Regions from separate parts of the Homo sapiens genome. Here all the other regions are linked to region 2. Evidence: chromatin contacts called from ENCODE Hi-C or POLR2A ChIA-PET data. All regions are on one chromosome and are shown on one strand. Each heading gives the region's core, a stretch centred on a gene start or an enhancer-like site at or near the end of the contact. The rest is flanking DNA. Distances are from core to core; before and after follow the strand shown.

Region 1 (4,357 bases), core at 1,322-3,821, 55 kb before region 2:
CTCATTCTTGGGTGTCCTCGCCTTGTCCTGGAGTCCATCAGCTCAGCACACCATGTCTGGGCACATCCTACTGTTCCCATGGCATGTTGGGTGGAAGTTTACAGAAATAAGGCATATATATACTTACCTTATATATATTTACATTTATATATATAAAGTATATGTACATTTACATTTAAAATTTACACAGTTTTATCCCAACAAGCAGCAGTTCAAATATCATTCTAGATGTCATGATTTTTTTTCCCTAATTGTGTGTCTTGTTTTTTTGAGACAGGGTCTTTCCATGTTGCCTAGGCTGGTCTTGAACTGGGCTCAAGTGATTCTCCTGCCTCAGCCTCCCAAGTAACTGGGATTACAGGTGTGCACCATCATGCTTGGCTATTCCCCTAATTCTTAAATGTTGGTGGCCAGAAAAAGCACTTGGCATTTCTAAACTCCATTGTCTGAGGTCTGAAATGGGGCCCAGGAATCTGTATGTTTCAAGGGCCCAGGAATCTGTATGTTTAACAGTGCCCAGGTTAGGAAGCTCATGGGAAGAACATAATGAAGTCTAATAAAATAAATTTCTGATCAGACATGTCTTACATCCCAGCTCTCATCTTTTTTGGCGGAATGATCTTGGGGGAGGAACTTAATCACCCTACCTCTCAATTTCTTCAACACCAAAGTGGAGATCAGAGTGCCTACTTCTCAAGTTTATTCTGAGGATGTAATGAGGTTGTAACAGTGAAACACAGAATTCACATATTTGTTCAGCACAAATATGTGCTGGACACACGTCATCCAGGAGCTCTGGGACAGGCTCTGAGCAGTGCTGTGCCTTCAAGAAATAAACAAGGGAAGTGAAGTCCCTGAAGGTGTGTGCTTGACATAAAGAAAGTGCTCATGGCTTTTGGAAGAGAACTAAAACAGGCTGTTCCTGGGGACCCTGGCCTTTCAGCTCAATCCCACTTCCCAGGAAAGGCACCTGGGATTTGGATTTATTGATGCACGACCAAGCGACATGAATTAATTTGAGATCTTTTATGTAAATGGCATCATCCAGGTGCAGTTTTAGTTTAGGCTCTCTCAGCAGCACACCCTGTCCTGCCCAAGGTTCAACTGGGAGGAGGCACTCCCAGGAGAAACTGGCAAGGGATCTGGGAGCAGGACAGGGAAAGGAAGGAAGTGAAATGAGGGTATGATTTCAGGTGAAGTCTCAGCCTCTGCGTGATTCCCTAGGGAGCTCTTAACAGTAAGTTATAAGGCAGAGTTTTTGGTCAAGGGGGTGAAGGGTCTCTGTCTGTGTTTTCAAGGATGTTCCAGTGCCCATGGGCAATCTCTGAAGATTGTAAATGAACCCTCATCAGCAGAGCTTGCAGCTGCTGGGAAACAGGGGCACAGAGCTGGTTTAAAAAGGGCTCCAAAGGCCTCTGGCCAGGCACCACAACCAACTGCCCACTACAGATGTGGGCCCAGGTGTTCCGGCTCCACTCCCAGGGCTTCTGCTCCAACTCTTGCTTTGGATTCTAAGTGGATGACCCACCTTAAAGCCTTGGAGCTTTAGTGTCCCCATGATTAAAATGGGGGCTATGATGGAAACCCATACCTTGTAGTCTCATGCAAACAATAAAAAGTCTTGCAGTTTAAAAATCATGATGAATCATTGTACTACCATCCTCATTTTCCACCTATGTAAACAGATGCAGCAAGTATCACCTGCCCAAGATTGCACAGCTGTTAAATCACAGTAGCAGTCGCCTTCATCCAAGGTTTGCCGTGTGCCGGGCAGTCTTCCAAGGGCTTTACATCAGTTATCACACTTAATCCTCAAACAACATATGAATTAACATTATGGTTAGCCCTGCTGAAGGGATATTAAAAATAATAATAATAATAATAAATAACTTGCCTAAGATCCAAAACTAGTGGACACAGAGCTGGATTTTGAACCCAAGTCTGTTTCACTAAATTGGTCAGCTCCACCACATTCTCTCTAGTATTTGATTATTTAGGTGACTCTGGGATCCTTTCCTATCTACCCTGGTATCTCCAGTATCTGGCAGACTAATTAGACATTTGTACACATTTGCAAGAAGTAAATAATTTTGAAACCACCTTGAAACACTTTGGCCTATAATTGTAACTTGGACTAGAATGAGCCCAACAACAACAAATTTGTGAAAATCAGCCTTATTAACTCATTCAAGAAAAATATATTGGGCGCCCAGTACAGGCTTGGCATTGTGTTGAGTATTGCAGGAACAAGGGTGGAATCAGATCTATTTTCCCAGCCCACATGAGGCCCAAGGAGTTGAGCAGGGCTGTTCATTTAGAAGGTTCCCATGCTCCCACCATGGTGTCTGACAATGGGCCTCTGGCACGGGCCTGGCCAGTGTGTGCTGTACAGTCCTGACACTGCGCCAGAGGAGACTCGGGTCCATCTTTCCACTTTTGGCATATTGGCAATTGAACTATATTCCTTTTCTCTTCTCCTTTCCCTCTCCCCTTCTTTCCCTATGATTATCAGAGGCAAATATCTCAGAGAGTTATAATTAGAAGAAATTGAGCAGAGGGTGGGGGAAGGGGATATTGTTTCAGAAATAATTCTGAGTCACTGGATCAGGTTTCTCAATGTGGAACATGCCATGAAAATATTCTCTTACATCAAGAATTAGAATCACTTCCTGCAACTCCTATGTGTCTTTATAATTAGTAACTGTTAAGTATTTCTAGAAGAGAGGGTTTTCTTTGAATTGTTTACCTTTTTCTGCATCTGTGTTTTCTATCTGATGGGCAAAAACACGTGTTGCTTTTTAATGAAAGAAAAAGTAACGTAAACATGTTTTCTTTTGTCCTCCTCTCAGGTTTGGTGAGTAATTGTGGTGATGAATTGTTTTTCATTCTATGGCGAGGATGAAAAGGACACTTTCTTTGCTTCTTCACCTCTGCCCCACAATGGAGAGCGGCAGCGCCTCTGAAGGCAAGGGGAGTGGGGTTTCCGAATCCCCAGGAGAAAACACAGGTCTCTGCTGCGGCGGTCTGGTCCAGAGAACCTACATCCGGAGGCTTTCATTTCCTCATCTGTACCATCTCCCAAACAGACATTTCTGAGAGTGAAAAGAGGCACCATTAGAATTAGCCTGGGTTAGCCAGAAAGGAGGTGGTCTTGGGCAAAACTAGATGTGATGCGATCCCAGGGGACTCTAGGGTCTCTCCCAGCTGAGACATCCTAAATTATGAAAATGCAAGGCCCATTCTGTATCCCACAAGGGCCTGAGTAAGCTCCGTGAGCCATCATAAGCTGCCAACCTTTAGCTGCACAAGAGAAATGAACTCTGTAGGGGACATATCCAATTCCGATTTAAATTTAATCTGTGTGGTCAATTATTTGTGTAATAATGGAGGAAAATAAAGTCTATTTCACAAAAGTCAACTCTGTAATTTTAGAGCCTTTAAGACATTTGAAAATGCCTTGTGCAATTATGTGGCGCTTAATACTCAGATAATGGAACAATGAAAGATGTATGTTTGCATTTTGTAAAATTAAACTGTATGCAGTTATTTATCTTTTACCTTAATTGTTTGAGCTTGTTTCTAATGTAAACTGTTGTAATTTTAAATAAATATAATAGAAAAAACTTTCATAGGTATCAAGAATCCAGAGTAAATTTACTTTGCAAATAGGCTTTGTAGGTATGTTTTATGCTGAGGATCTTAAACTGACACTTTCATTCAAAAATATTTTGAATTACTCACTGTTTGCCTCTCTGAGGTCAGACAGATTGCAAGGAGACTAGATTTCACAATGGAGTTTGGGTGACTTCATCTTATTCCAAAGCCTGAAATATGATAAATGTATGAAATAAATATGTGAGAAGATTGAAAGTGCATTATTGATTGACTTTTTAAGTACATTGATCTTTATGCTTTTATTTTTCTGTTTTTATTCTTGGTTCCATTTTACATGCTCAATTTGTTCTCCCCTCTAGTCATATTTTTCATCTACTTAACTTTGTTAGCTTGATATATTATGGAGGTTTCAGATTTGGGGATAGATAAGGCAAATTATGGTATATGAATACCTTTGATAATATATAAAATCGTCAGTATAAGACAAATATACTATTGTTTAAATTCCAATGCTGTGAGTCGTCCTGCTGTGATATTCACAGCATGACTATAAATGTGTGTATGATAAATAAAAGAAAGAGGGAGGCCAGGCGCGGTGGCTCATGCCTGTAATCCTAACACTTTGGGAGCTAAGGCAGGCGGATCACTTGAAATCAGGAGTTCAAGACAAGCCTGGCCAACATGGTGAAACCCCGTCTCTACTAAAAATACAAAAATTAGACAGGCATGGTGGTGGCGGGCA
Region 2 (4,725 bases), core at 85-2,584:
TGTTCCTTCAGAGTAGTCCTGAGTGGGGCCAAGCTACAGAGCCTATGTGCACATCCATTTATCAGCCACTGGATGACCTGCCCAAAGGGGCCTGAGCACGGGCTCCAGGTGGCTCTCCACAGCTGACCCATTTCTGAAGGGGCTGATAGTGAAAACTGTCTGCCAGTGAAACTCTTAGCAGCTGAGATTTATTCCTTAAAGTCTTTCTTTAAAGGGGGGTCTGGACAGCCTCCCATAGTGATTTGTTGTGAATCACAAATGACAAGGCCCTGGCCCCCAGAGATTCTGGTTCAGTGGTCTGGGGTCAGGCCTGAGAATTCATGTTTCTTAAAGGCTCTAGGTGACTCTGCACAAGGGGTTTCCGTCATATCAGCTGGACGCTCTGAGGCTCTCCGGAGCAGAATGAGGTGCTAAGGTGTTGTGTCTAAACGCATGGCTTGGTCAAGTGTCCCAGTGCAGTGATCCTCAGAGGGTCAGATGCAGCGAAAGTGAAAATGAGCATGTGGGTTATCCAGACACCCCAAGTTTATCACCCTGTCTGGGCCAGGGTGCATGACGCTCACTCCTGCAAAACAGAGTGAGCAGGCAGGGCTGTTTCTTCCCCCTGCAGCTGGGAAGCCCCAGCCAGCCTGCTCCATTGAACTTTCAGCTCCCGGAGTTGGCTCATTCCCTCCCAGAGAAAACAGCCCTATTATAAACATACAAACTTGAGTTGGGGCGGGGGTCACAGGCTCTTGCCTAAGTCCATCCTGCAAAATTGACTTTTCTGTCAATGAGAACACAGCTCTGCTTTTACCTCTCCTGTGTGCTTTGGCAGTTTCTGCTTGGCTGTAAAATTTATCCAAGGAAAACTGGCATTTATCTTGGGTTCACTTGTACTCAGCAAAACTGATAAACAGATGGGGGCTGGCCAGGCCACGGGCAATTTGGTTAGCACTTTACAAAATACAAATGTCATCCTTTATTTTTACAGGGATTATTTATTGTGAATTAGGAAGTTATTGGTCTGTTATATTCTAACAGGATCATTCACTCCAGTTAAGGGATCCATGTCCCTATTATAAAGTGGTGGGGGGTGTCCTGGGTGGAAGAGACTTTCTGGCATTGTTGGCAATAAAGGAATAAAATGGCCCTGCTGGGTTTGCGTATGCACACACAGGGCACTTATCTGTGAAGACTGTGAAAAAAGAAAGAAGCAAAGAAAGAAATCAACAAGATTTGATGGGGAAGCTTGCAAAGGAGATCAGAATTCAGATCAAATGTCCCACCCCAGTGTCTCTGGAGTTTTTTTTCTTTTGTGTCCCAGCTAAAGGCACTGGGAGGATCAGAGACCTCATCCCAGCTCTGTTTACTTTGGGAACAATCGTTGGTGTATGAATAATAATGCCTCCCTCTGACCATGACTAATTGAATTGCAGCCTGCGGGCAGTGGGGAGGGGCTTTGCCGGGCCAGTCCATCACGGCGTTTCTCAAGTAGCCACCGACAGTGATGGATGCAGCGGCGCTTCCCAGAGTGCATCCTCGAACACCTAAGAGCAGGGGTATGAACCTGCATTCCGAGTTTCTATTAGCCGGGGCCTGGCAGAGAGGACGGGAATGGCGGCAGTTAAAGATGAGTTGGTTGATTAAAAGGAAGAGGAGAGGCAGCCCTTTTCCTAACCTCCTCCTCCCACACCTGATTTTAAGCAAGTTTTGTTCATGGGGACAAATGAGAAAATATTCATCGTGTGACCATGCAGGCCTCAGTGGGGCCACCTCTGCTGAGGCCGTGCCTGTTAAAAGTACTGGGCTTGTTTGGGGTGCAGTGGGAACCCTGGCTTGGAAAACAAAAAAGGCAAAACAGCCAAAGATTTGTCCTGTTAGAGGATGTTTAGAAGCCAACAAATGAGGTAGAAGAGGAGACAGAAAGACAAGAGAGAAGTAGGGGCAGTTGGAAACGGAGTCTATGGCCATGTCTATAATCCAACAATGGATCACACAGGGACCCTAACATTTGGTCGTCCTGTTGTCTGCGCTGTGTTTACACAGCAGAACCATGCAGCTGGGGCCCTGGGCTCAGTCGGACTTTGTTCTCACAGCATGAAGGTGACCCCTGGTGAACTGCGATCCGGGAAGCTTGTGCAGCCCAGCAGTCTCTATGGTGGTCTGGACACAGGGGAAGTCGTCCAATTACAGGGTCACTGCTTTCTATCTCAGTCGGATTTAGTCCGGGCCAAACCCCAGATTGGCACCTTTTTATGAGAGCTGTGCACGCCACCCTGGCTCCTTTTGGTGGCAGAGGCTGGCTGAAACTCCAGGCGGATTTTGGAGGCAGATGCTGGCTTTAAGGGAGCTTTGGTTGGCCTGCTCCTCTTGGAAAGCCCTGATAAAAGCATTCGGGGCAGGGGCTATACTTCTCTTGTATCTAAAATCCTGAAATTTTAAATCCCTCCAAACAGTTTCTTATAACTTTTTTGTTAGCTTACTATGCTTTAAAAATTATCCATAGGTCTTAGTACCAACAGTCATTTTACTGCACAGAAGTTTCTCAGCTCCCTTCTCTTATTTAAGAATGAGATACTCTCTGCCCATTCTGAACTTTACAGGAATAACTCAGGGTGTCTTGTTCTTATAAATAAAAAATTTTTAAAAAATCTTCTAATATGTTTCTATTTTATCTATCAATCCATTGATCTATATGTTTATTTATCCATCTGATTATCTATCTATCTATTTATCTATCTATCTATCTATCTATCTATCTATCTATCTATCTATCTATCTAATCTATCTGCTTTCCTACTTATCTTGGTGAATAAAATAAAGCCAGGAAAGAAAGGCAGGTGTGTTAAGGGAGCCGTCTATTCCTCTGGCATGAGTAGGGTGCAGGATGTAGTATCATGCAGCTGGTATTATGAGCTGTTGGAGGCAATTTCAAATCGATGCATAAAAATTATCTCCCCAGTATGTCCTGAATCCTAACCCCACTTGACCAAATGAACAATAAGACATTCAAGCAAAATAAGTAGTTTCCTGGTGCCTGTACCAAATGTGAAATATTTTCAACCCCTCAAATCCAGGCCGTTATAGCATTTTAGTCTCTGGTTTTCAACCCCCAGCCCAACCTACTAAACAAACATTGTGACCACCCTGGCGTGGGCCACACTCCTGGGGTTAAGATATTCCACCTAAAATCCCTTCAGTCTCTTTGAGCTGATATTCATGGACACTATTCTTGTGCTTTGAATACAAAACAAAGGGAGATGGAGCTGGCTTAGCTGCTGCAAAAGTGAGGGGAAGGAATGGTAAGAAGATGCATTTATGCCTGCAATTTGTCTTTAGAAAATAAATATTTCAAACATTTACTCAGAAACCAGGTTTTACTGTTTGTTATGAAGCAGCAGGATTTATTAAGAGAAAGCAGAAATCAGTGTAATTTATGGAAAGATGGCTGAAGACAGCCTATGTGGGCCCTGAAGCTGACCAAATTCTAATAGTCACCCTCCTTGGGTTCAGATGCATGGAGGAAAGCTGCGTCTTGAAATTGAGGGGGCTTTGAGTAGGACCACCACATAGTATCTTCACCACCCCAATAACCCTATTATAACTTCGTGCTTTGAATCTAGATGGCATCTGTACATCCCCACTCCTGCATTGCATTGAAATAAGGCTTGAAGGAGTATTTAAGAAGAAATTGATCAGGATACAGGGTGGAGAGTGCTAGGGAGGAAGGTAGGGTGTTCCAAGAAGAGGGCAGAGAGTAACTCAAAGAGAGAACAAGAATCAAAGGTATATTCCTATTCCTGCACAGTTGTCACTGGGGCCAGCCTGCAAAGCTGAGAGCAAGACTGATATCCTTCTACCAACTCTTAGTGGTCTAGCAGATGAAACCAAGTTAGAAATAGAACAATATTTTTCTGTAAAAGTGAATTCTTGTTAGTTACTTGAGATAACAGTGAAAGAATGACACTTTAATCTCTATGCTTCCTGTGGGCTATGCTCTAAGCACTTCCAATCTTCCACGTTCATGTTAATCCTCCCAACAATCTTGGAAGTGGATGTTATCATTTCCACTTTAGGCAATCAAGGCACAGAGAGGTCAAGTATATGCCAGGTGGTCTGTCCTCTAACAACCCAGGGGGCTGTCCTCAGGACTCTGGATGCAACCGTAACGGGGACACATTGCCCTCTGACCACTGGGATGGGTGCCTGAAGTTTCTGAAAATATTCCTCAAACTTGAAATACACTCAAACTAGAGAGTATTTAGTGGCTAGCAGAATTTGAATACAGCAAAATGGATAAAAACTTTTTTTTTAAAACTAACTAGTAATATTCAAATGGTCATATCCTTTTCACTTAGTAATTCTACTTCTGTGTGTTCCTTCTATTGAAAAACATGCAATTTTGCAAAGATCTGTTCAACCACAGTCATTGCAGTTTTATATGAGAGAGCAATGTTCCAGACTTTCTTGAAACACCACAAATGCCCTTCCAAAGAGGATCGTTGAGATAAACTATTTCATATGCTAGATATCTGCTAAAAGTACCAAGATTCATGCACTTAGCCTAAAATAGAAAATTCTCCATGATATTTTAAGTGAATAAAGAACCATAGAGAAACATCCCCATTTTATAAAATAATAATCACATAGGGCTATCCATGGAAAACATTCTGAAAGCAAATTCTCCAGTCAGTCAGTTATGGTCACCTCTGGGGTTGGGATCAGGGAAATATCCACTGTCTA
Region 3 (4,919 bases), core at 297-2,796, 60 kb after region 2:
TTATATTATTGAGCTGAGAATTGTTTTTCTAATGTGTGCACTTAGTACTATGAATGATAAATGTCTGTCTCTCTTAGCACCACGTTAGCTGTGTACCACAAACATTGATGTATATTTTCATTTTTATTCAGTTCAATTTTTTTTTAACTTGGAGCTTCCTCTTTGACCTATGTGTTATTTAGAAGTGTATTGTCTAGTTTTCAAGTATTTGAAGATTTTCCTCTTATCTTTCTGTTATTAATTTCTATTTTTATTACATTGCAGTCAGAGAACACACTCTCTATGATTTCAATTCTTATAATTTTTTGAGATTTGTTTTATTGCCCGGGATATGGCCAAAATTGGTATTGATTGATGGTGTTCACCTTTTCTCTTTTTCTTGGTCAATCTAGTTAAAGGTTTGTCAGTATGTTGATTTTCACAGAACTAACTTATGGTTTTGATAAACAACATAAAGATGTTGGAGAGCAAGGAGGCATTGGAAATAAACCAAAAGCTGAGTTTTCATTTTGGCCACATGCTCTTCATAATTGTTTATTTTTGGTTTGAAATAAATAAATAAACAAATAAATAAAGGGTTTTTATGTATGATGCTTGTGCTCTAAGTAATTCGGGCAAGAGTGACACCACTGCCTGCCTATCAGCACTTGCAAAGAAAAACCAATTACTGTCAGCCCCCTTCAAAAAAATGTATCTGCTAAAATTGCTTGATGACATGGAAATCCACACTGAGGTGCTTATACCCAGGGGCAACCAAGTCTCCCCTGCAGCTGGGGCCTATAACCATATTTCCTTCATTTCACAAAAATCAAAAGTTTAGGAACCACGAGGAAGGAGCAAGAATAAACACCACTACAAACCTCAAACCAACAGCGCTGAGAGATTACAGCAGCCTCACCCTGCCATTTGGGGCTAGAGACTGCTCACATTTATTCTGTGGTCAGCGTCCATTGGAAAGCAACGCAGCACACACCACGGCTGTGTTTGAGCTGATATTCACTAACACTGAACTAACTGCATTCCAATCCAAAGACTTCGCAAGTGCCCTCTTTCTTAACTGGGAATCTGGCAGAATGTTATATTTAAATATCAAACGTTGTTAATCATGTCAGCGGTACTTTAGTTTGGATAAAATGTCTTTCCTATTGTAGCTAATTGCTTGAATATCTGCAGACTGATATACTCTTTGTAGACATTTATGCTGTCCTCTTTTTATAACTTTATTTCATTTTCTCTTCATTTCTGGTGTTGACTCAAAGGGCCTTTATCACCTCATGCTGATAATCTGTGCTTTATGGCCGCTGGTGTGATTGGGAGCAGTTGAAGCCGCGTGCAATAATACACACATATAAATATTTGAACAGGAAAAAGAAGGTCTGTCTGATGTAGACCAAGGAAGAAATGCATTTAAACAAATAATGCCACTAGAGGGACCTTGACTCTGAACCACGAATAGGCAGGGTCAGACTTGGAAGGGCACCCTCTCATTGCCCGGCTTGTACGGGTGGGCGCTAGTGCCACGGCCCATTTTAAAAAGCAGGTTCTTCCAGGCCCCATGGCACAGGGAGCCGAGCTGGGTCCATGCCAGCAGGCTTATGACGTCATTGTTGTAGCTTGCTTATTTGGTCAGGATCACTAAAATAATTCCCTTTGAGAAGAATAAATTTGCTCTTGCAGAAAGTTAAAGACCTGAGAGGTTTTAATTAGTTTACCCTGCCCTCGCCTTTGGTCGCCAAACGTTATTGCAGAGTTCAAAGAACATGATGTTGTGTGTCTCCCTTTCCCATTTTTGCGTGGGGGCCTTTTCCCCCTTTTTAGCACCTCCTGTGAATAGTTGAAAATGAGTGGCAAAATGACATTCGACTTAGAAAGTAAGAGCACCAGGAAGCAAAACTGGAGGCAAACACAGCAGCTAATTTCACCAGGCATAGCTGGTGCTGTCCGCGGTTGTCCCTGACAGCGCGGCCGACACAGAACCACCTGTGTTTGCTCACTAGCTTTCCCCAATCTGCGAGAAAATGGCCCGGGCCGGTCACATGGCAGCCAGATAGGCCAGGCACCATGGGAATACAAAAGCCGGAGCTTTTAGCAGAGTTAATCATTAATGCGCCTTTTCTTTGTCCCATTCAGGAGTGCTGACAGGGCTTTGATAGCCTGTATTTGCCATCAGCCGGCTGCAGTCCTAGCCAGGTACTAATGAGACCCCTGGCTCCAGGCTCCCTGGCAGAGCCCAGAGCCCAGCCTGGACCCAGGTGCTGCCATCAACCTGAAGCCTGCCTGCCCCCTGAGCTCCCTCCTGCTGCCCGCTGTGCCCCCACTCCTTAGGCCTTGTTCTGGTTGATCACCCACCTGCCTGGAATCCTGCACGTTTCTGCAAAGCATCTGCCTGAGTTCAGCGAAGCAAGGCTAGGAAATGTGTGATTATAAAGCCCATAATCCTCTCTTCCCCTGTGTCATCCTTCCCCCAGCTAGGAAAAAAAAAAAAAAAATTAGAAAGCTAAGCTGAATTTTTTTTTTGTTTGTTTGGATGTGTACCAAGGATGGATTGTTTTGCCCTAACATCAGTGGGGTGTTTTCTTTCCAAAACTTAGCTTAGAGAGTCACCCACGGGTATATTCTAATATTTCCACTCAGCAAGTAAAATGCAGGTGTCCCTGACAGCAATTTTTTTAAATAGAAAACCTCACCTTAACATCCTTAATGGTAAGTAGCTTGTGTGTCAACATGACTGGAGCTAGGGTGAATGAGAACCACATTAAAACCTTCCAGCTACCAGTTCTTTTTTTTTTTTCTTTTTTCTTTTGTGATGGAGTCTTGCTCTGTCGCCCAGGCTGGAGTGCAGTGGTGCGATCTCGGCTCACTGCAACCTCCGCCTCCTGGGTTCAAGCAATTCTCCTGCCTCAGCCTCCTGAGTAGCTGGGACTGCAGGCGCATGCCACCACTCCTGGCTAATTTTTGTATTATTAGTAGAGATGGGGTTTCACCACATTGGCCAGGCTGGTCTTGAACTCCTGACCTTGTGATCTGCCCACATTGGTCTCCCAAATTCGGTTCTTTTATTTGAAATCACCACCCTCCCAAGAACGAGATATCCCAACCTTCTGATTTTATGCTTGGCCTCCAGCGTGCTCAAAATGTTCTTCAGATTTGTGCTACCATCTTACCACTAGCCTTCTCAAAAACATAAACCACAAATGCACCATTGTCCTTTAAGAGTAGTTGAAAACAAGCAAATCAGCATCTTTGAAACCTGGCTTAATAAAGAATAGAGATTTTAAAGTTTGAGGGAATTAAAGAGCAGAGATTTTTTTCTAGGAACTGTACACATGAAAATTTTGCTGATGGCTGCTGATGATATATAAAGGCATTGCCAGTAAACGTATTACACTAAATGCATGGTACTGCCAATGGTTCTCATATCTCCCTTTCTCCAGCGTCAAAATACCTTTAAAGATCATATCCAATTGATCTTTACAACATCTAGGGCATATTGGATGATGTCAAATTGTATTGCTATCTTTTTTTTTTTTTTTAGCAAATGAGGAAGCAAAAGTTGACTTGGAAGTGAAACAACAGACGGATCAATAGATCCCAGAAGGATGTGATTGTGTGGCCACTATTTCGGGATGGAGTGACAGCTTGCCATTGCATGCTACTTCATGCACCTTGTGGCCTGGTTTCATTCTTAAGGAAATTGTCCATCCTCCCTCAATTTTACTGGGCACCTTCTATGTACTGCAGAGCACTTGGCTCTAGAGGGAGCAAAGACAGATGTAATATGGTTCCTGCCACTGAGAAGCAGTTCAGAAGGCACAACATGTACTACAAAAAAACACAGCTCAGGGAGAGAAAGTGTATGGCATTTCACTGCTGTATGAAGAAATGCCTAAGTACTTTCATCCTGGCAGAGGTTAGCCCCAGATCTGAAAACTCTCCAGAGGAAGGAAAAGCTGATGATTTCAGAGGTCCTGGATGTTAGAATGTGGAAGGCACCCAATTCAAATAATGTTATCAGTTTTAACATAATGAGCAGCTCCATAGTGTCATCGGCTTTTATTTTTTTAAATGCTCTTCATACAGGTAGCATGAACACAGTTTATAACCTCTCTATTCCATTTGATCACAAGCTCTTCAACCACAGATTTGTACATAAGGTTAGAGTTGACTCTACTTTTTAAAAATTCCATCTTTGAAGTAGAATGATAGTTACCAAAGGTTGGAAAATGGGAGTGGGGGAGTGGGAAAGGGGAGATGGTCAATGGGTACAAAAATATAGTTAGAATGAATCAGAGCTGGTATGTGATAGCACCGTAGGATGAGTACAGTCAACAATAATTTATTGTGCATTTAAAAATAACTAAAAGAGCATAATTTGATTGTTTATGATGCAAAGAAAGGATAAATGCTTGTGGTGATAGATATCCCATTTACCCTGCTATGATTATGACACATTGTATGCCTGTATAAAAATGTCTCATGTATCCCATAAATATATACTCCTACTATGTACTGGCAAAATTTAAAAAATTAAAAAAAAAATCTTTCTTTGTTCCTCCACCACATGCAGTTGGTCTAAAATACAACCTTTGGCTTTGAAGGAGGCAAAGCTCTTGACTAAGCATGCATTCAATTAAATGTATTTCAATGTGCCCAAAGAAGATAAAATAGAATATTATTTTGTTATTTGGGGGGCAAAGTGATCTGAATCTCTCATTGGGATAATCAGCAATTAAATGGCTATATGAGCCACATAATGCAAGTCAAGTTAACATATTGATAGTGAAGTATTGATATTAATTCATATGGACATTCTCCTATAATTGTTAAAGTGGATTGAATCAAAAGAGAAAGAGGGATGTGTAGTGTGCATAGTCTCATTTTCTGGGAAAATAATGGATATCTTAGTTTAACACCCCCTA

What was found. Hi-C counts contacts between places; a loop is a spot of excess contacts on that map. ChIA-PET counts read pairs that join two places held with the same protein, here RNA polymerase II (POLR2A).
Region 1: a map with no recorded cell type shows a loop between it and region 2 (1.9-fold over the local background). The contact joins two enhancer-like sites. A Hi-C loop is called at or near these places in 3 of 168 maps with a recorded cell type or tissue (HepG2, heart left ventricle and thyroid gland) and 1 of 37 single-sample maps with no recorded cell type.
Region 3: a map of HepG2 shows a loop between it and region 2 (3-fold over the local background). The contact joins two enhancer-like sites. A Hi-C loop is called at or near these places in 1 of 168 maps with a recorded cell type or tissue (HepG2). POLR2A ChIA-PET finds 5 or more read pairs at or near these places in 1 of 52 experiments (HepG2).

The regions. Positions count from the first base shown.
Region 1 is chr20:22,372,565-22,376,921 of GRCh38, forward strand. No RefSeq gene overlaps it. Among named protein-coding and RNA genes, the nearest start is that of LINC01427, 92 kb to the left of the region's middle. Within about 2 kb of position 2,572, at least 6 of the 41 ENCODE cell types and tissues checked have a DNase peak (open chromatin) inside an H3K27ac peak, as active enhancers do.
Region 2 is chr20:22,428,862-22,433,586 of GRCh38, forward strand. No RefSeq gene overlaps it. Among named protein-coding and RNA genes, the nearest start is that of LINC00261, 150 kb to the right of the region's middle. RefSeq lists an enhancer at 1,951-2,095 and a cis regulatory region at 2,018-2,029. Within about 2 kb of position 1,335, at least 2 of the 41 ENCODE cell types and tissues checked have a DNase peak (open chromatin) inside an H3K27ac peak, as active enhancers do.
Region 3 is chr20:22,488,950-22,493,868 of GRCh38, forward strand. No RefSeq gene overlaps it. Among named protein-coding and RNA genes, the nearest start is that of LINC00261, 87 kb to the right of the region's middle. Within about 2 kb of position 1,547, at least 10 of the 41 ENCODE cell types and tissues checked have a DNase peak (open chromatin) inside an H3K27ac peak, as active enhancers do.